3 separate regions of the Homo sapiens genome follow, and regions 2 and 3 are each linked to region 1. Evidence: chromatin loops called from intact Hi-C (ENCODE). Cell type or tissue: Caco-2. All regions are shown on one strand. Each heading gives the region's core, and the rest is flanking DNA. Links, peaks and the distances in the headings are about the cores only.

Region 1 (7,632 bases), core at 984-5,983:
AAGTACAAGTCCAGTTTCATTCTTCCATATGTGGCTATCCAATTATCCCAGCATCATTTATTGAATAAGGTGTCCTTTCTCCAGCATATATTTTTGTTTACTTTGTCCAAGACCAGTTGGTTGTACATATGTGGCTTTATTTCTGGTTCTCTAGTCTGTTCCACTGATACATGTTTCTGTTTTTATGCCAGTACTGTTTTGGCTACTATAGCCTTGTGGTATAATTTGAAGTCAGGTAATGTGATACCTTGAACTTTTTTTTCTTCCTTGAATTGCTTTGGCTGTTCAGGCTTTGTTTTGGTCTAATATGAATTTTAGAAATTTTTTCTAATTCTGTGAAAATTATGTTGGCAATTCAATAGAAATTATGTCAAATCTTTAGATTGCTTTGGGCAGTATGGTCATCTTAATGATATGGATTTTTCTAATTTATGAATATGTGATCTTTTTCCATTAGTTTGTGTCATCCACAACTTCTTTCATCAGTGTTTCGGAGTGCTCCTTGTAGAGATCTTTCGCATCCTTGGTTAATACATTCTATTTTTTATTGTAGCTATTATAAATGGGATTGCTTTGTTGAGTCAGTCCTCAACTAGATTGTTATTGGTGTATAAAAATGCTACTGATTCCTGTACATTGATTTTGTATATTGAAACTTTGCTGAATTCATTTATGAAATCTAAGTATTTTTTGGCAGAGTGTTTAGGGTTGTCTAGATATAAGATCATTAAGATGGAAATTTTGAAGATATCTAAAATGAATGAAAATGAGATCTTAACATACCCAGATCTGTGATATAGCAAAAGCAGTGTTAAAAGGTAAATTCATACCATTCAATACCTACATCATAAAAGTAGAAAGATCACAAATTTACGACTTAATGTTGAACCTCAAGAATCTAGAAAACAAGAACAAACCAAATCCAAAGTTAGCACAATAAAAGAAATGACAAAGATCAGATCAGAACTAAATGAAATAGAGATTTATAAAACAGTACAAAAGATCAATGAAACAAAAAGTTGAGGTCATTCGAAAAGATAAACAAAACTGATAAACCACTAGCCAGACTAACCAAGAAAAGAAAAGAGAAGATCCAATAAATACAATCAGAGATGAAAAAGGTAATATTACAACTCATACGACAGAAATACAAAAGATCATCAGAGACTATTATGAACAACTATGTGTTCACAAACTAGAAAACCTAGCAGAAATGGATACATTCCTGGAAACATACAACCTCCTGAGATTGAAGCAGAAAGAAATAAAACTCCTGCACAGACCAATACTGAGTAGCAAGATTGAATTAGTAATAAAAAAATCTCCCAACAAAATAAAAGCCCAGGACCAGATGGATTCACAGCTGAATTCTACAAAACAAACAGATAAGAGATAATACCAATCCTTTTGAAACTATTCAAAGAAATTGAAGAAGAGAGAATTCTCCCTATCTCATTCCACAAGACTAGTATCACCCTACACCAAACCCAGACAAGGACACCACATCCAAAAAACCACAGAACTACAGATCAATATCCCTGATGAACATAGACCCAAAATCCTCATCCAAATACTAGCAAATTAAATCCAACAGCATATCAAAAATATAATACACCGTGATCATGTGGGAATTATCCCAGGGATGTAAGGATTGTTCAACATATGAAAATTAATAAATGTGATCCATCACATAAACAGAATTAAGGACAAATACCGTATGATCATTTTGATATATGCAGAAACCACCATTCAATAAAATTTAGCATCCTTCACCATAAAAATCCTCAACAAGCTAGGTATAGAAGAAACATACTTCAATATAATAAAGGCAATATACAATAAATCCACAGCCAATATTATGCTTAATGGGGAAAAGTTGAAAGCATTTGAGAACTAGAACAAGATAAAGATGCTTATTTTTCACCATTCTTATTCAACATAGTACTAGAATCCTCACCAGAACAATCAGGCAAGAGAAGGAAATAAAAGGCATCCAAATTGGAAAAGAGGAAATCAAATTATCCATGTTCACTGATATGATCTTGTACAATTTAATTAATTTGGTTTTAATTGTAGATGAAATCTGAAGAATTGTAAAAACTGTTCAACAAACTTTTATTTAATGATTTAATAGATATTCTTGATCTGAATAAAAGAAGATAGTGATTATAAATTTTTATAAATGTTATATAGAAAATAACAGCAATGAGATACATTTAGAGGATAAGTTACATTCTTAAATGTTTTCATTCTTATCAGGACAGAATGAAATGCAATGAATTAGGTAATCATCACAAGTGCTTCCCCAAACCTGCAGAGTAAATGTAAGGAAAGCGGGATGAAGGAAATGGTAAAGATAATGGCAGAATTTTGAATTGTTAGATGGTTTAAGGGTGAAGCGCATAGGCTCTGAGGCGGGCTGCTTGCCTTGAAGCTCATCTGTATTGTCTGCTCTTGGGAAAATTACTTTTGCTACCTAATGGCTGCGTACCTCAGTTTCCTCATCTATAATATGGGGATGAAAATAGTACCTAGCACATAGAAATCTCTTGAGAATTATATGTTATTCTTTTTATTAGGTTAAGAGTTCTTTGAAAAAAATTATAAGAAGAGGATAAAAACACAAATATGTTTGTTGACAAACGAGAAAAAGTATAATAACATATGGAAAAGTTTCTTTTAATTAAAGGCATAATTTTTAAACAAAATTAATGTAACTTTATCAAGAAAACGATCCTACATAGAGCAATGAAAGTTGAAAAACAGTTGAAAATTTTGTCAAAATATTATCTGTAATAAAGTTTTCCATCTAACTGCTCCTCCCCATACTTCCCTGCTCTCGTATCTGCAAAATATTGCCTTGTTTGTACATTTCCTTCACATTTGCTGCCTCACTGCCCTCACAGACATTTTGGCAGTCAGGCAAGTAAGTATATTTCTCATTTTACTAAGAAGAAAGCAGAGGATCGAAAAATTAAATAATTTGTCAACTATCACACAGCTGAGAAATCTCTGAGCCTGGACTGTTTGAGATCTTAACATATTGCTTTCAGTAGAACAATACCAATTTAGACTTGAATTGTCATAAAAGGTTAAGTTTATGTTTTAAATGCTGTGTGTAAGGAAGGCAGCAAAATGCACATACCACCTTGGAAAAATCTTAGGTAAAAGTTTATAAGCATTTAACACGTGCAGTGTTAACTGAACTAATCTGGGACAATTCAGTTACTGGAAGCTATTCAAGTTTAACTTCATCCAATAATATTTTCAGGGAGAGGGGCTGAATGGTTAACTTAGATTTCTGACAGTTACAAATTATACTTAATTGACTTAAAACTCTGATTCACTAGGCCTATCACTTCATGTTTGTTGGATAAGGTAAATTAAATAATTCTCAGTTATTTTAGACCAGTAGAAAATGTTGTAGCTGTACTCTTAAGTTGTAGTGAGAAATCAACTCAGACCTGGTGTAAAATCTGGGTTAGGAAGATGTTCGTTATGTTTTACTCTTTTGATTTTTATGTAAGACCATTTTTGCCTTTAAAGTCTTATGTGTTTCTCATTCTCTACTTCTCAGTGTTCTGACTTGCCTAAATCAAGCAAAAGTTTCTGCATCTACAAAACCAAGCAAGCCCCAACCATGTTTACATTCTTTTCTGCATATTTCTTTGCCCAGCAGCACCTCAGCACCGAAGAGTGTTCAAGAGTAAACATCATTCTTTATATAGACTCCAAGAAGAGGTAACCCAAGCAAATATCATGTGACTAGAAGTCTTTGAAAGCTAATATTTAGTGACCTCTTGTGTTCTTCACTTTCAAAATATTTGTCTCTGGAAATAATGTGAGAACCAGTTTGTCAAGGGGAAGTCAAAGTGGACAAAACTCAATTCTCAAATATTTCCCTCTATGGGTACCTAAGTAGGGGCTGTGAGTTGAAGAGATCAAAGAGGCTACCTATAGCACCTGTGGTTCTTTTGCAAAGAACAAAGACTGTAATCCGAGATTCAAACTCTATACCTCAGTCACATTTGGTAGAGGAAGAAAACCTTAGGGTTTTAGTTTGGGGAATTTTAGAGGAGATAAAATTATGTGACATCAAGGCAAAAGTACACATTGCCAAATTTAATTAAAATTTTGGTATTTAAGTTCAATATTTTAAAAGTAAAAAGAAACCTTTTGATAATAATAAAAATAGATACTTGCTGTCAGACTTGTTTTTCAGACAGTGAAATGTTGACTGTTGACTGTTTAAACAAAGCACAAACATTACATTTACATCAAAATTTAAATAACTTTTTACAATGGATGATAGAATAAGTTTAATAGAACACATTCTTTAAAGCAAATTAAAGATTCATTAAAGGATTATTCAAATCTGCTTAGATGGTTGACAAATTCAAAATTACAACCAGATACAGACAGATGGTCAATTATTTGAATTGCAAACTGAATTCAAACCCATTTATATTATTATTCCCAACAATAAAGAACAAATGTTACTTACATTTTTGAGAGGAGAGTTAAAATTATCTTCCCAGACTTAATACAAGTTTAAAAATTAAAAATAAATCCAATCTAAATACATAGTTATTATTACCACTAGAAATATAAATCATTAACTAGTACTTTGTAACCCAATAATTCACAATAATTCATTCACTCAACTGATCTTTAATGAGCACCTACTATATGTCAGGTTCAGTGCAAGGGGCATGGGTAGAGTGTTGAACAAAGAAGATAAAGTCCATTTTCTCCTGGAGTTGGGAGTCTAGTTGGGGAGGAACAAATACGCAGAGAGCCACAAGACAGAGAGTTAAATGCTATGATGCGAGAAGGACTGAGTTTACCGAGGGGTACCCAACCCATCCTGTAGAGTCAGAGAAGTGGCAGACTAGTGAACTGTTTGGGTCTATGGGTTGTCAGGAGGTAACCAAGTGAAGGGAAAATGTTTCCATGCCTTATGTACTTTGCAAGGGCTAAAACCAGCCTCACCATTAAGTGAGCTCTGTGAATTAGTAAAAAGGCCTTCTCTTAGTGAGGAGCTTGGTGCTGATGCACTATGGCTCTGCTTTTGACCAAGAGGCTTATTTAGATTTAAGCAAGAAGAGAGGGTGCAAAGAGAGATGTAGTTGGGTCCCCAAATGCCTGGAGTTAGAGGGATCTGTATCCTCAAAGGCTCCTCTCCAGGCATGGAAAGTAGGCTGTATTCCAGATGTTCATGTTCAAAGGGGCTTGGAGAATTCTGTCTGATTTGTAATGAGATGATGGTAACAAAGAAGCACATTTATCTTGGCTTCAGTGAAACTCAACAAAAAGAGTCTATTGAACAGGTGCAGCCAGCAACTGGGAGACGTGAAGCATTGATTGTAGGGAGAAGGTAGAAAGCTCTAGACTGTATAGAAAGGAGATTATCAAGAGCTGTACAAATACCCTTGTAACAATAACCTTACAAGGGTTCAGTGGATTCCTCTGTCTAGCCCAGAAAAAGTCAGCAACCAAGGATCATTTAAGAGCCCTTGGGAATCCTTAGTGGGCCTGGGGAAGGAAGAGAAGATGGGACAAATCAGAGGGAAGCTGCTCAACTTTGTTCTGTTTTAGTTGTGTTTTTGCTTACGCTTCACTGAGCAAAAGCTGATTTGGCTTTAAAAATTTTTGAAAGCCTCAGATGCAGTTGTCCAGACATATCTCTTAGCTTGGTTATGTAGTAGCTGTGAATCGTTGGGGAATGTAACCTCTCTGTGCTTAGTGTTCTCTTGTGAGAATTTAGATAATAATGCCTACCTTAATGGGATTGTTGTGAGCATTATATGCACAAAGCCATGTAAATTGTTTCACAAAGGCCAGGAACGCTACCAGGTGTGGTTGTGTAGATTGGGCACCGTAAAACTCTGTGAGTAGTCTGTCTGAAGGTGCCTTGCTGAATTCTGAAGTTCAAAATCTGCGTATCTGTATATGTTGGCTCTGGCAGGCATGTAGGAAGAAGGTGATATCTGGTACCCATTGTGAGGATGACAGGCAGAAACCTGTTATAAGAGTAGAGTAAACATAGAGAAAAGATAGAAGACAGCTATAATTGGATGGTAGGTAGTAAAATGATGGCCGGGGCACAACCCATCCACACCAATACTGAGCTAGGCAAAAAATTAACCCAGGCCTCATGGGTTGGTGTATCTGAGCCCAGCTCGAGAATGATATAGGACAGAGCTGTTCTGGCAATGTTATATACTCAGAGGCCTCAGTGCTTGCTTCTAGGTAAACTTCTGCTAATCTTCCCTTGGGGAAAGGTGTGACACCTTTTTTGCTCTTGTTTTTTTGCTCTTGTTGCACAGGCTGGAGTGCAGTGGTGCAATTTCATCTCACTGCAACTTCTCCTGCCTCAGTCTCCCAGGTTCAAGCAATTCTTCTGCCTCAGTCTCCAGATTAGCTGGGATTACAGGTGCCTGCCACCACATCCAGTTAATTTTTGTATTTTTAGTAGAGATGAGGTTTCACCATGTTGGCCAGGCTGGTCTTGAACTCCTGACCTCAGGTGATCCACCTGCCTCGGCCTCCCAATGCGCTGGGATTAGAGGCGTGATCCACTGCGCCCTGCCAATATGAATGATTTTCATGGAGCTTTGAAACCCTAATAGACAAGGGTTCTATGGAATTGAAAGCTGGAACAGTGGCATTTTTGACGTTGTCGGGGAAACCCAGACATGAAAGGTGACCCTTCTGAATCCAGTGTCAGCAGACTAGCATGGCTGTCCAGATCACAGGTATCAGAAAGCCACTACCATCATGAGCACTTTGTGGTTTACACTGGCAGGTTACCAAGGCCACTGGTAGCAGATGCATTAGGTCTTTGCCTAATGACCTGGCTTCTTTTGCAGGAATCAGCAAACTTTCTCTTGCAAAGTTTCTATTTCAACAAATTATTTCACTCCCAGAACAAGTTCACAATGAGAGTGAGGGGAAAAGATTAAAAGTAAGGAAATTTTCAACAGAGATTACACTCACAGTCTATTTTCCATGTATTTGGATTAAAGAAAATGCATTTACAATTAATCTGAGATGGTAGAAGAAATAAGATATATGTGTTGCTTCAATCACAGCTCAGTTTTCCTCCCAATATTACCTTCCACTTTACTGGGCTTTCCCACAAAAAATTAGAAATGAAACATCACTCTTGTGGAGGTACTGATACTTTGAATTGGTGTGTGCCTGTGTTTAAAATGCCAACCAGCAGTGATCATTTGAAGGTAAGCGTGACCTGAGATTGTAAGACCTTGAAGAGCAGAATCTTCACAAGGTTGGTCTTTAAAAAAAGAAATAATCATTTTGTTTTTGTTGCCACGAAATGACCTTGAATTTGATCCAGTTTAATACCTTTAAAGATATGAAAATATAAGATCCAGGAATGGGAAGTAATTTCTGTAAAGTTTGGACATAAGACCTGCTGGAAGACAATCTTGCATGGGTATTTTGCATTTTTGCACATCTTGTGAGAAGAAACATTGAGTGTCTTCATTTTGTACTATCATTGAAAGGATGTTTGTTCAGCCTTAGAAGAAAGAGATAGTAACTTTTTGCAAGCAAAGGACACACATGCTTACGCCTCATTATAAAAAATTTAGATATCTTCAGCTCAGG
Region 2 (7,632 bases), core at 849-5,848, 68 kb after region 1:
GTTTCAAAATAAAATAGAATAAAATAAAATAAAGATCTCAGACTCTATTTGGCTTCCAACCCCTCAGTCAATTATAATTTGTTAGTTCTGTGATCTTGGGGGCAACCACAAGGCTTTAATAAGTCATGTTTTCTCATCTGCAAAATGCAGATTATAATTATATTTTTGGAAATTATTTTGAAAATTAAGTGCACAAATGTGTGAGGTATGAAATGTTCTAATGCATGGGCAATACTCAATAAATATGAGAGGTCTTCAAGAAGTTCATGGAAAATGCGTATTATGGAAGAAACTATCCATTGACCCCAAAATTTTTGCACCAAAATAATCTCATACTAACTTGTTATAACACATCTAAATAGGACCTAGATTGAGGCACTAAGAAGGATAAGACATCACTTTGAAAAGAGCTTCTCTCAGAGCGACGTGAATTTGGCTACAATTGAAGCAAGAACAAACATCATATTTATGATGAAGCATGGGTGGAAGAATGGTGAAATAATTGATGCTTTAAAGAAAAGTTTATGGGACAATGTCCCAAAGAAACCAGCAGTTTACAAATGAATAACTTGTTTTAAGAAGGGACAAGACAATGTTAAAGACGAAGCCTGCAGCCACAAACCATCCACAACAATCTTTGAGGAAAACAATGAAACTTGTTCATGCCTGAATTGAAGAGGACCAATGATTAACAGCAGAAACAACAGCCAAGTCCACAGTCATCTCAACTGGTTCAGGTTACACAGTTCTGACTGAAAAATTAAAGTTGAGCAAACTTTCCATTCAGTGGGTGCCAAAACCATGCACCCAGATGAGCTGCAGACAACGGCAGAGCTTTCAATGGAAATTTTAAGCAAGCGGGATCAAGATCCTGGAGGATTTCTTTGAAGAACTGTAGCAGGAGATGGAACATGGCTTTACCAGTATGATCCTGAAGACAAAGCACAATCAAAGCAATGGCTACCAAGTGGTAGAAGTGGCCCAGCCACAGCAGAAGTGGACCGGTCAAGAGCAAAGGTCATGGCAACCATTTTGTGGGATGCTCAAGGCATTTTGCTTGTTGACTTTCTGGAGGGCCAAAGAATGATAGCATCTCCTTATTATGAGAGTGTTTTGAGAAAGCCAAAGTTTTAGCAGAAAAATGTCTAAGAAAGCTTCATCAGAGGATCCTTCTCGACCACGACAATGCTCCTGCTCATTTCTCCCACCAAAAAAGGGCAATTTTGTGAGAGTTTCTATGGGAGATCATAAGGCAGCCACCTTACAGCCCTGATTTGGCTCCTTCTGACTTCTTTTGGTCTCCTAATCTTAAAAATATCTTTAAAGGGAACCCATTTTTCTTTAGTTAATTATGTTTAAAAGACTGCATTGACATGGTTAAATTCCCAGGACCTTCAGTTCTTTAGGAATGGACTAAGTGGCTGGTATCATTGCTTACAAAATTATCTTGAACTTGATGGAGTTTACATTGAAAACTAAAGTTTATATTTTTAATTTTATGATTTCACTCAAATTTTCCACTAACTTTTTGAAGGCCCTTTATAGTACTATTATTACTATTGTTATGGTCTAAATAATATTTAACCCAAACAAAATATTTCATAATGATAGGTCCTTATAAATCATTAAGAGAAACAGGATGGAAAAAAATTTTGTCATAGGTTAACTCTGTTTTTCTATCTATCTTACTATCTATATATCTTCATCATCATCATCATCATCTATATGTCTATATCTATAATAGGGGCACATGAGAAGATAATGGGTAAGATTTAAAATTGAAAATGTCTCCATTTCTAGGGTGCATGATTTTCACCAATATGAACAACATTACCTATATGAGCCATGGGTGTGCATTTATAGGATCTCCCATTTTAATGACTTTAGTCATTGAATTCATTTATTCACTTCATCACTCAATCAATATTTAATGAGAGCCACTAAGTGCCAGGGCTTGGTTTAGATGATGGATCCACAGGAATAATAGCCTATGGTTCTTGACTTTAAGAAATTCATGGTTCCACTATGAAACCAACAACTCAATAAAAACATTCAAGATGAGTCCAATATTAAATGAACTCGTTAATGCTTGTTAACGTCTTTCTATGTAGAATCTGACCCACCCCCAGTGGCCTCACAAATAATTCTTGAGAAGATATTCTTGTTAAGTGGCTCAGCCTCCCCAAAGGGGTGTTAACAAAACATTTCTCACTGGGGCCTATGACTACTTGTAGTAGCCCCACACACCTTTGTAAGGAATAAAGGTTCATTCAAGAGAATTGTTTAAAAAACACATAAACTATGAATTCTAACAGTTTTCTAAAACCTATTCTTGATTTAAGCCTGATGAACAGAGAATGAGGAATCTGGACTCCATCACTTTCATTATCAATAAGCTCTACACCCTTAATATTTGTTCTTGCTCTGGTATCATTGGCCCTCACTTAGGGATGTGATTTTAAAAATCCTAGCGAAATTTATTAGATCAATTAAAAAATATATTGATTTTGCCCCTTGGACTATTCTCTTTTTGCTACAATTTCAGCATTGTATCATGCCTTTCAGTGTACAAACATCCATCTTTAAAAAAAAATGCTCCCTTGATTACATATAACTCTCCAGATACTTGAGTGTTTCTCGGCTCTTCTTTTGAGCATCTTTTAGAAAGAGTTGTCCTCACCTCCAACCAAGCCTCCATCCCATACAGTCTGGCTTTTAGTCCTACCACTAAATGGAAAGACATGATTTAAACCATCAATTAAATCATTTCTGTTATTCACTCTCTTATGTTATGTAGTCACTCACTCTCTTCCTCTTGAAACACCCTCTTGTCTCCAAGCTTGGCCTTCCTGGTAGCTCTCTCCTCTTTTCCCTCCCTTCTTGGTCTCCGTTGTTGGGGTCTGTCCCTCTTCCTGACCTCTATACTGATTGCTGGGGACTCAGTCCTTGGATCTTTTCTAATGTTACCCTTCTCACTAGGTGATCTCATCTATTCTTGTGGATTTAAGCACTGGATTCAACGATTTATTTTTAAAAAACTTAATGTATGTCTGCAACTTGGAATTCTCTCCGAATTTTAGATACTTATCTCACTCCCTTGCACACACCATCAACATTTAAATGGATCTTGAATGTCTCACACTTAAGCAGCTCTAAAAGAATTATTTATTTCCCCTTTATCAGATATACATATTTTTAAACATCCTGGCTTCCCTGTCTTGGTAAATTATTCCACCATTTTCTTCGGTACCCAAACCATAAACTCAGTAGTTACCCTTGATTCCTTATTTTCTCTCCATTTTATTCCTAATTCATCAGGCATATTTTATGGACTCTACTTCCCACATACAGGGCACATTGGTCTACTCCTTTGACTCTCCAGTGCCAGCAGAGTGCTCAGGACTCATCGGCTCCCAAATGGAATCCCACAACTAGACGCTGCTTCCAGTTGGCTTCTTCCTAACACACTCCCTACAAAACAGATGGGTTCTTAAAAGAATTGAATCTTATCACTGTTGCCAAGTGAAGAATGACTCGGTTTATAAACTTAGCAAAAAGAGCTGGATGACTCATCAAGGGTTGCGGCCTGCAGGGTGGCCATTCTGACAGGCTGGGATGCGTAGTCTCCGGCCAGAAGGCAAAAACAGACACTTTGAGGGAGAGGCAATGGGAAGAAATTTATGCTGAGTGGGGTAGCCAAATATACATAATCAAAAAGCTGGGAGGAGTCATGAATATTTATGAAAGGAGAAATATGTGTATGTTCAATTAGGCTTCATGCCCCTTCATGGGTCCCATGTTCAAAAAAATGGCAGCATTATTATGACCTGAGAGTGGAATTTTCTGGCCTCTGACATCAAAAGATGAAGCAGAGGACATTACAATCCTTACTGCGCATTCTCCCTAGACTGGCTAGAGCCACTCCCTGGTCTCTTATCAGGAGAAAAGGAGGGGCAGTGTCAAGCAGTTGGTTAGTATCAGTGGTGGAGCCTTTTGAAAGGGCTGGTTTCTGTTGGACCCTTAGGGAAGAAAGGCTAACCATTGTTAGAGACGGAGGGGATATCAGGAAGTGAATCCGACCTACCATTTTGCCATGGCCTAGAAATCAGTTTTCAAGGTTACTCGGGGATGTCCTTGACCAAGAGATTGTTCATTCAGTCAGTTGGGGGGCTTAGGATCTTATTTTTAGTTTACACTCTACTCCTTAAATATTCTAATAGTTCCTGTCCTTCTGGAATAACCTCTGAGTACTTTATCTTGGCCTACAAAGCCGTGAATGATTTCTCTTCAGCCTTATCTTGATCCATTTCAGTCTTTGAATTCCTCTGGCTGACCCAGTACTTTCCTGCCTTCAGCTTTTGCAGAAGCTCCCATCTATGCCTGAAATGTTCTCACCCTGACTCTTCACATCTTTTGCATGTCAACTCAAATGCCACCTTTCATAGAGGCACCTCATCAGTACCCATCTAAAGAGAGCCCACATTATTCCCTATTCCATCCGTTATTTATGTCTGAATCATCGTTCTGAACATTCAGTGGATTTTTTTTTACTGATAACTCAGTCTTTTCTTTCACTCTTGAAAACTGTTGTTTCTGTCATTATTTCCCTTCCTCAATATTTCTGCTCTTTCTGAAGTTTTATTGAACAGATATTATACTTCCTACACTTATCTTTCGTAACATTTAACTTTCCTCATGCTAGCACTTGGTGTTTTTTTTTTCTTTTTAATCTGTTTTGAGAAATTTTCTGGGCTTTATGTTTTAGACAAAAATTTAGTTTCTGGCAATTTCTATTTTACTATTTTCTTATTTTTTTTGTAATTATATTTTTAATTGTCTCAATAGCTTTTCCTTATTTTTTAATTCTCTTTCATAACACTGTGTTCTTACTTTCTGTATTAGATAGTTTCTTAAACCTTTCTCTTTTTTTTTTTTTTCATTTTCAACTCTTATTTTAGGTTCGGGGATACATATGCAGTATATGGGTAAATTGCATGTTGCCAGAGTTTGATGTACAAATAATTTTGTCACCCAGGTAGTAAGCATACCCTCACACTCCCACAGCCCTGCACCCTCAAGTAGACCCCAGTTTCTGTTGTTTGCTTATTTGTGTCCATGTGTTCTCAGTGTTTAGCTCCCACTTATAAGTGAGAACATGTTATATTTGGTTTTCTGTTGCTGCATTAATTTGCTTAGGATAATGACCTCCAACTGCATCCATGTGGCCACAAGGGGCATGATTTCATTTTTTATGGCTGTACAGTAGTCCATGTTGTATATGTACCACATTTTCTTTACTCAGTCCACCACTGATGGGCAGCAAGGTTGATTTCATGTCTTTGCTATTGTGAATTGTGCTACAATGAATATGCAAGTGAATGTGTCTTTTTGGTAGAACAATTTATTTTCCTTTGGGTATATACCCAGTAATGGAATTGCTGGGTCAAACGGTAATTCTGTTTTTTAAGTTCTTTGAGAAATCTCCAAACTGCTTTCCATAGTTGCTGAATGAATTTACATTCCCACCAGAAGAGAATGTGTTCCCTTTTCTCTAAAACCTTGCCAACAGCTGTTATTTTTTAACTTTTTAATAATAGCCATCCTGACTGGTGTGAGATGGTATCCCATTGCGGTTTTGATTTGCTTTTCTTTAGTGATTAATGATGTTGAACATTTTTTCATATGTTTGTTGGCCATGTGTATGTCTTCTTTTAAGAAGTGTCTGTTCATGTCATTTGGCCTTTTTTTAGTAAGGTTATTTGGTTTTTGCTTGTTTTTTTTTTTGTTTTTTTTTTTTGTTATTGTTGTTTGTTTTTTTTTGTTTGGTTTGGTTTGGTTTTTAAGATGGAGTCTTGCTCTGTCTCCCAGGCTGGAGTGCAGTGGCGCAATCTCAGCTCACTGCAACCTCTGCCTCCCAGGTTCAAGCGATTCTCCTGACTCAGCCTCCCGAGTAGCTGGGATTACAGGGTTTCACCATGCTGGCCAGGCTGGTCTCAAACTCCTGACCTCAGGTGATCCACCCACCTTGGCCTCAAAAAGTGCTGGGATTAAAGGCTTGAGCCTGTTTTTTGCTTGTTAATTTGCTGAAGTTCCTTATAGATTCTGGATACTAGACTTTTGTCCAATGTATAGATAACAAATATTTTCTCCCATTCTGTAGTTTGTCTGTTTACTGATAGTTTCTTTTGCTGTGCACAAGCTCCTTAGTTTAATTAGGTCCTATTTGTCTATTTTTGTTCTTGTTGCAATTGCTTTTAGAGACTTCTTCATGAAATATTTGCCAAGGCCTATATCGAGAATGGTAGTTTCTAGGTTTTCTTCTAGGTTTTTTGTAGTTTTCGATTTTACATTTAAGTCTTTAATCCATCTTAAGTTGATTTTTGTATATGATGTAAGAAAGGGGTGAAATGTCAATCTTCTGCATATGACTAGCCAGTTATTCCAGCATCATTTATTGAATGGGGAGTTCTCTCCCCATCGCTTGTTATTGTCAACTTTGTCAAAGATCAGATTGTTGTAGGTGGGTTCTCTATTCTGTTCCATTGGTCTGTGTGTCCGTTTTATATCAGTACCATGGTGATTTGGTTACTGTAGCCTTGCAGTATAGTTTGAAGTCGAGTAGGGTGATGACTCTGACTTTGTTCTTTTTGCTTAGAATTACTTTGGCTATTTGGGCTCTTTTTTGGTTCCATATAAATTTTAGAATTGTTTTTCTAATCCTGTGAAAAGTGACAGTGGTAGTTTGACAGGAATAGCATTGAATCTATAAATTGCCTTGGGTAGTATGGCCATTTTAGCAATATTGTTTCTTCCTATCCAGAGCATGAAATGTTTTTTCCAGTTATTTGTGTCATCTCTAATTTCTTTCAGTGGTGTTTTGTGATTCTCGTTGTAGAGATCTTTCATCTCCCTGGTTAGCTGTGTGCCTAGGTATTTCATTCTTTTTGTGGCTACTGTGAATGGGATTACATTCTTGATTTGGCTCCCAGCTTGAATGTTATTGGCATACAGAAATGCTACTCATCTTTGTACGCTGATTTTGTATCCTGAAACTTTATTAACGTTGTTTATCAAATCTAAGAGCTTTTGGGAGACTATGGGGATTTTCTAGGGATAGAATCATATAATCTGTAAAAAGAGTTAGTTTGACACCGTCTCTTTCTATTTGGATGCCTTTCATTTCTCTTACCTGATCGCTCTGGCTAGGACTTCCAGAAGCAGAAATCTTCTGGATAGAAGTGGTGATATGTTGGATAAGAGTGGTGAGAATGGGCATCCTCATCTTGTTTTGGTTTTCAAGGGGAATGCTTCCAGCTTTTGCCCATTTAGTGTGATGTTGACCATAGGTTTGTCATAGAAGGCTCTTATTATTTTGTGGTATGTCCCTTCAGTGCCTAGTTTGCTGAGGGTTTTTAACATGAAGGGATGTTGAATTTTATCAGAAGCCTTTCCTGCGTCTATTGAAATGACCACGTGGTTTTCATTTTTAGTTCTGTTTATGTGATAAATCTTATTTCTCAATTTGTTTACACTAAACCAATTTTGCATCCCAGGGATAAAGCCTATTGATCATAGTAGATTTGCTTTTTGATGTACTGCTGGATTCGATTTGCTAGTATTTTGTTGAGTATT
Region 3 (7,632 bases), core at 849-5,848, 160 kb after region 1:
AAAACTCATTGAATTATACACTTAAATTGAGTGGATTTTATGGTACGTAAGTCATACTTTCATGAGGCAGTAAAAATAAGCAACATAGATGATGTTGCATTCTTTCCTGCTGCAACTAGTCAGAAGCTTATGATGTCAGGTTGTTTCATTATTTTGGTTGGTCACTTGGTTCAGGTGGCGTCTGCTAGATATCTCCGTTGTAAACACGCCTTCTATGGTCTGAATGTTTTTGACTTCCCACAAATTCATCTGTTGAAATTCTAAGCCCCAATGTGGGACCTTGAGGGGTAATTAGATCATGAAGACAGAGCCCTTATGACTGCAATGAGTGCCCTTACAAAAGAAGACTGAGGGAGCTTGTTTGCACCTTCCACCATGTGAAAACACAGTGGGAACACGTGCATAAACCAGAAAGCAGACCTTACTAGACACTTAATCTGCTGGCGCCTTGATCTTGAACTTCCCCCACCTCTAGAACTGTGAGAAATAAGTGGCTATTATTTATAAGCTATGCAATCTACAGTATTTTGTTCTAGCAGGCCAAATAAACTAAGACAATATCTTTTCCATAGATAATTAATAAGTAATCTAAGGGGCAATATTTTGATACTATATGAGTGTTCCATTTCTAACAAATGCTTGCTATCTTATTTTATCATTTCTTCTTTAGCTTCATTAGCTATCATCCTTCATGAAAGTGAGCTCACTCTCCACTCCGTTTTCTTTGCGTATCACTATGGACACCTTTATTCTTTTTCATTCAATATGTTATAATTGATCTATCTCTATTCTATTTTATAGACGTATTGCCCTAACGTTGACCAGCTGGAGTCCCTTCAAGTTAGTTCATCCTCCTTTTGACATGTCTGCATCAGCCTCTGAGCACTTCATTGCTTTCCAGCACAGCAAGATGTTACACATTCATTCTGTCCTTTTCCTGACCCAGCCATTTCTCCATGTATTCCTGGTAGCTTTGGGTGGTTAATGGTGTTTAAAATCAGAAATGATATCTTCTTTATCCTCCCTCCTCTCCACCCAATTGGAACTCTAAAGAGTTGCTGAGTCCATAATAAATATTTCCAATAAATGTTGGTGAGATTTAATCTCATCATAATGATCTGGGAATGCTTGAGAGTCCTGTGATGGATGTGTTGGTGAGCAAGAGGAGACAAGCGGGTGGACTTGAGCCCTAGCTGGCATTGCTTCATCGGGTAGCCTCTGCAGGTCAATACATAGTCAGATTTATTCTCTCCGACTGTAAAAATAATTACCTGCTTCTTAAGAGTTCTGGGAAAATTAATTTGCTAATGCCTTTAAAGAGATTTGAAGATCAAAAGTTCTATGTATATGCTAATATTATTATCTTAAATGGTTCTCTTGCTCCTGACTGAAACTGAGATGGCTAAATCACAGTGTCATTGTAAAACCACACACAATTCCCTATCACTTTAATGGCCAAGCAGTGCAAATCTGAATGGTGGCATTGCAGCAGCAACAAGCAAAATGCAGAACAGTAGGAGTGGTTCTTGAATCTCAATATCTAGGTGTGCATTTAGTTGAACCAATACTCATTAACTCTCCACTATACCTATCTACTATGTGTAAACTATTGGGCACAGTCCCACTTTCTAATTTTATTTATCTTCATTCCTTTCTGAACTTACTACTTCCGAACTAGCAAAAATCTTCTGCAGAGGCCAGATAAAAGTTTGCAAAACAGATAGTTATGTTACATTGAAGAGAAGCTGTCATGAGCAATGAGGAGACCTGGTCTTAACCTCTGCTAATAATAAGATCTGACACTAGGTGAGGCAAGTCATTTCTCTGTGACCCTAGTCATTGGTCACATTCAGAAACCATGATGCTGTGATTCTGGCTGTTGAGGCTATTGACTTTGCATGAAGAACTGCAGAGACCCACAGCAAGGGCCAGGATATAACGAACAAATGAGAGAAAGGCAGGCTGGACTGTGTGAACTATACAGGGTGATACTGCACCCTCCATTGGTTGGTCTTTAGTTGTTCACTGCCTACATAGTCACGGGCATAGATAGATAATTGTGACTTGGGGCTATCAGATGTTTTAGTAGTTTGTCTATAAAGGTGGTTGTGATAATTCTACCCTTCCCTGTATGCACATCTCTTTTGCAGTGTAATCTTACCACTTCTGCCATAAAAAAATAGGAGGGAATGTTTTCCCCTCGCAGGAATCTGAACTGACTTTGGGATATACTTTAATCCAGAAAATGAAAATTAAAGAATGTTGTGTGACTCCCAAACCTTGAATTTAAGAGGTATGCAGCTTCTGTTCTAACCTGTTGGACACTGACAAAACATGCCCTAAAGAAATCCAGAAGAAAAAAGCACTTGGGGAAACAGACCCAGCCATAGCAGCCTGTCCTGCCATCCTACAGAGCTGAGCCCCCCGTAGGATGAGAGAGCTCTAACAAGACCAGTGGAGAATCCACCAGACCAACTCACAAACGCATGAGAAGTGATCGTTCATTGTTAAGTACCATAATGGTGAAAATAGAAAGCTAAGCCAATAACAGAAATATGTATTGAACACTTACTATGGGTCAGTACTCATTCAAACCCTTTCAACGTAATAACTCATAGAATCCTTTTAAGAACCCTAGGGGCTAAGTACTATTTTTACTTCAATTTAACAGATGGTGAAACTGAGTCAGGCAGGGATTAACCAACTTGCCAATGCTTTCACATACATTAAGTGGTGCAGCCAGGATTCAGTCACAAGTAGGTTTGACTTTGGAGGCTGTGTCTTAATCCCTATACAATGTACACAGAGTGGACATTTCCCCACTGGCCTGGGGGCATCCTTATGACGTCGATTTTTTCCAGGTAAATAAGCAGCATAATCTTTCACTCACTAAAGTCTGTCCAGCAGCCCGATATCAAAAGAAACCACTCATCCTCCTTTCAATAGGTCATTGGACTGTGGGTGTGTTTTTAGACCTTTGAAAGACCATTATCAATCCTGAGTGTTTACTCTTGATAACACTCTTCAGCTATGAGAGGGTGCAGAGTCATAGGGTCCAGACACATAGCTCTGAGATAGAAATGAGGGCAGAACTTGTATCACGAAATGTGTTTGTCTGGGATTTCAGGACAGGTCACCTTAAAGCAGCAAGCTGGTTAGGCAGGGAACAGCCACACAGTTTACCAGTATACAGACCAACAAGGGAGGCAGGGCTGTAACATGATCCTATCTGACAATAGTACAAATGAAGTGCCGAAAGCAATTGCCTTTTATACACAGGCAGATAAACAATCATCCGCCTTTGCCTTCAGAAACAGGTCCAGGCATTCAAGAAGGAGAAATGCTAAAAGAAACGTGGCACTAATGTGTCAAAACGTGGCACTAATGTGAACAATGACTTTCTTGCTTAAGGTGATGACAAAACAGCTCCTGATAAAGAATGAAATAAACATCGCATGGGAATAATTGTAATGAGGAATATCTCACTCTTCATCGAAATATCCATGAACATCATCTTATACACTGTGAAAAATATAATTACAGAACTGACCCGGACTGGAAATGTGAAGAATCTATAGCTAAAGCCTGGCTTATTTGGATAAGATTCCACTATTTGCTTATCGAAGAAAATTACCATGAAGTATTTTTGTGTCTTCTGCAATATATCTTATTTTAAAATATTGGAATATTCATTGAAGAGTATTTAAACTTCTTAAGGAATTGCCCTGGTTGTGTTTTTGAAACCTCTTACTACTGAGGATATTACATTAAAGACTGAAAACACTTCCTCAGATAGAAATCGAAGATATGAGAAAAAAAATAGATGCATGAGCAAGGGTATTTCCAGCCTGCTACATAGGTTGTGATTCCGTTCAGTAATAACAAAGCAACTTTCTAGATTCTCTATGTGAATATGACTGTGTGAAGAGGTACATCTAGCTCAGCAAGGATTCTATGTGTCAGTGACACATATTCCTTTAGAATCCCATATTCCATAAGAATTTTTGAAAATATGGATGTCAGGGTGAGCACTGTGAGAAGTGAATAAAAGTAATAGCAGCAAGGAGCTATTAAGCATTCAAAGCTATTCAGTGCTTATTAATGTATGGTAAGCAATATGAATATCTTACAGCTCACAGAAAAACCTAATGAGGTAGGTATATTTTACATTTTTGAAAAAAAAAGAGGCTCAGAGAATAAGGAATTTCTAGACGTTCAGAGCCAGGTACCACTTTGTCTCCAAAGCTCTGGCCTTCCTAGGATACATGTAGGAAACCCGGCTCTTTGGCCCCACTTCAAACCAACACGCCAGGTGTAGCTCCAAATATCTCAATCACTACCAGGATCTCATTTTTCCACGCCTCCCCTCCAAGTCATCAAAACCGTCCAGCCCTGTTTTGTTTTTGAGCCACTGTTTAAAAGAGTAGGAAAACCAGTAACAAACTTATTCCACTGTCTTGAGAGATGTAGAACTATTCTTGTTTCTATATATTGAGGCACTGGCATATTTCTTATGTCTTCTAGTTTTTCACTTTTAATCATTCACTTAACTTTTTTTTTTTTTTGAGATGAACTCTTGCTCTTGTCCCCCAGGCTGGAGCCCGATGGCACATTCTCGGCTCACTGCAACCTCTGCCTCCTGGGTTTAAGCGATTCTCCTGCCTCAACCCCCCGAGTAGCTGGGATTACAGGCACCTGCCACCACGCCTGGCTAATTTTTGTATTTTTAGTAGAGACGGGGTTTCACCATGTTGGCCTCAGGTGATCTGCCAATAGAACAACTATTTATGTGCAAGGTGCTATGCTATGCATTAGAGAATCAACAACAGACAAAATGTAAATGATGCTTGCCTTAAACAAAGAATCACAGAGATAAATACGGAACTATAAATGTGCATTAAATCCTGCAATAGAGAAATTTATGATGCTATAGAGCTACACTGTTCAATACAGTAACCACTAGCCAACTGTGGCTATTGAATTTAAATTTACTAAAATTAAATAACATAAAAAATTATTCTGTCACACTAAGCTACATTTTAAGTGCTCAACAGCCTCTTGCAGCTATTAGCTACCAGATTGGAAAGCACAGATATAGAACATTTCCATTATTACAGAAAGTTCTACGGAACTACCTATGTCTTTTCTTCATAACATTTAGACTACTCTTTGGTTTACTTATATTTATTTATGTTTGCTTTATGTCTATCTATTTCACTAGAATGTAAACTTTTCCATGCCAGAAATTTTAATTCCTTCTTGTTACTAGAGGTTTACTCTAAACTGTGCCTGGTTTGTCTAGAGCTCGACATCTATCTATCCCTTGCTAGATTCTCCCTTTACCCACAGGCCTTGTATGTGGTTTGACAGAGCAATGCTACCCAGTGGCCAAGGTCTTCACCAACAGTGTCCCAAACTGTATCTGGGCTCAATGCATGCTTTATTGAATAGCTTAGCTCCCTAGAAGAGTCATCCCTTGGAGTCGGTATTTTCCCCGTCTCTCATTCTACTGATACCATCCCCTCTCCCTTTTGTTTCCTACTAGTCAATTGTGCTGCATGACTTGCTCCTGAGCATATCTGAGCTATGAAAGTCCTGCATGCCCATTCCTGCATTTCCCAATGGCACAGTGGGTTGCATGAGTGAACCTCGCATACATCTTATTATAAAAGCACATGAGCTGAACTTTCCATCTTAAACTCTCTTCATCCCTTCAAGGACAAGTGAGATGATTCTGCTCTGAGAAGCCCGAAGAAGAGAGCAGAGAATAGAAATCAATATGATGTTTAGAAAGGTTCTCTAAGAATTTGCACCCTATGCCTGATGACCACTAAACAATGCCATTTGTAGCTAGCGTGGATTGTGCTGTACTGACTTGCTCAGTGTTTTTAGTAATTTAGACACTTGGTATAAGACTTTAGGAAAACAATTTAGAATATATAAAAACAGCAAAAAGCTGTCATAGCAAGCTGACAGAGATAGATTAGATAGATAGATAGAGGTATACATATATGGATATAGATATATGTAGATAGGGATGGATGAATAGATAGATACATGACAGATAGATAGATAAAGGTATAGGTATAGATATATGGATATAGATGTATGTAGGTAGGGATGATGAATAGGATGAATAGATAGATAGATAGATTGATTGATTGATATAGGTATAGATACATGGATATAGATATATATAGGTAGAGATGTTAGATAGATAGATGATAGAGGTATTGGCATAGGTATACAGATATAGATATACGTAAGTAGGGATGGATAGATATAGATAGATAGACAGATATAGGTATAGGTATAGATATATGGATACAGATATATATAGGTAGGGATGGATAGATAGATAGAAGATAGATATAGGTATAGGTATAGCTATATGGATATAGATATATGTAGGTATGGATGGATGACTAGATAGCTGATTGATAGATATATGATAGACAGATGGATATAGGTATAGGTATAGATATATGGATATAGATATATATAGGTAGAGATAGATAGATGATAGATATAGGTATAGGCATAGATATATGGATATAGATATATGTAGGTATGGATGGATGGGTAAATAGATATAGATAGATATAGGTATAGTTATAGATATATGGATATAGATATATGTAGGTAGGGATGGATAGATAGATAGAAGATAGATACAGGTATAGGTATAGATAAATGGATATAGATACATGTAGGTAGGGATGGATGAATAGATAGATGATAGATAGATAGATAGATATTATAGGTATAGGTATAGATATATGGATATAGATATACGTAGGTAGGGATAGATAGACAGAAGATAGATATAGGTAAACATATAGATATATGGATATATATAGGTAGGGATAGATAGACGATAGATAGATAGATAGATAGATACATAGATAGATAGATAGATAGATAGATAGATAGATAGACAGATTTATTAATGCTCCTGTTCTCTTTTGCCCTACATTAAGAATACCCCTTTGCCTCTCAGCCTCCTCCCACCCCTCTTGTGACCCCCTCCAGTGAGCCTTTGGTAGATAATCTCCTGCGCTCATATTAGATGCAAACAAGGTAATTGCTAAACTTAGAAAGACCAGAAAGTTATTGGTAAGAAGGGAGGAGGTGATAACGCAAGCTTCAATGGACTGAATTGTATGGGCAATGAGAAGAAGGGCTTTAGTGGGGAAGGAGACTTTGAGGTTACGGTGGGGGTGGGGGTGGGGGTGTGCATGAGGAGGGAAAAATAGAGGTTTGCACAAAGATGTTATGTTTTTTGCTGCTTATCAGAAATATTTTAAAAAATAAAGCAGTAAAAATTTAAATTTCTTTCCGTTGTTTTTCTATGCTGAGCTGATTATTTTTAAAAACTGGGCACTGTCCTGGGAAGGGAACATTAAAAGAGATTTACATGGATGTATTTCTGATGTTCAACAGATAATTTGCCCAGAGAAATTCAAAGAAAGAGAAATTTATGTGCACAAAAATATGTACCCAAGCCTTACTGACAATATCAGAATTTGGAGATATTAATGTTGCCATCAAATAGGAAATGAATCAAGTAAACTATGGTTCTCAACTGGCTAGAGACATCCACCAGCACAATCCTACTTAACCTTTACTGAA

What was found. A loop is a pair of places that touch in the nucleus more often than their neighbours do. Peaks named below come from ENCODE experiments on the same cell type or tissue, not always from the same donor. Only the 100,000 strongest peaks of a DNase experiment are listed, where the experiment ranks them.
Region 2: a loop joins it to region 1, with 5 times the contacts of the local background. A loop is called at or near these places in 1 of 110 quality-filtered maps.
Region 3: it touches region 1 in a loop (10-fold over the local background); 1 of 110 quality-filtered maps calls a loop at or near these places.

Annotation. Positions count from the first base shown.
Region 1 is chr15:94,107,005-94,114,636 of GRCh38, reverse strand. LINC01581 (long intergenic non-protein coding RNA 1581) reads left to right here and starts at 6,699. Exons shown (of 9, transcript NR_120320.1): 1 at 6,699-6,758. In Caco-2, for the core only: no CTCF peak of the experiment used is centred there; a DNase peak (open chromatin) is centred at 3,666.
Region 2 is chr15:94,038,654-94,046,285 of GRCh38, reverse strand. All of the region lies in intron 2 of LINC01581 (long intergenic non-protein coding RNA 1581), which reads left to right. Among named protein-coding and RNA genes, the nearest start is that of LINC01581, 65 kb to the left of the region's middle. In Caco-2, for the core only: no CTCF peak of the experiment used is centred there; a DNase peak (open chromatin) is centred at 3,945.
Region 3 is chr15:93,950,757-93,958,388 of GRCh38, reverse strand. The region is part of intron 2 of LINC01580 (long intergenic non-protein coding RNA 1580); the gene reads right to left. The region is part of intron 6 of LINC01581 (long intergenic non-protein coding RNA 1581); the gene reads left to right. Among named protein-coding and RNA genes, the nearest start is that of LINC01580, 54 kb to the right of the region's middle. In Caco-2, for the core only: no CTCF peak of the experiment used is centred there; a DNase peak (open chromatin) is centred at 2,858.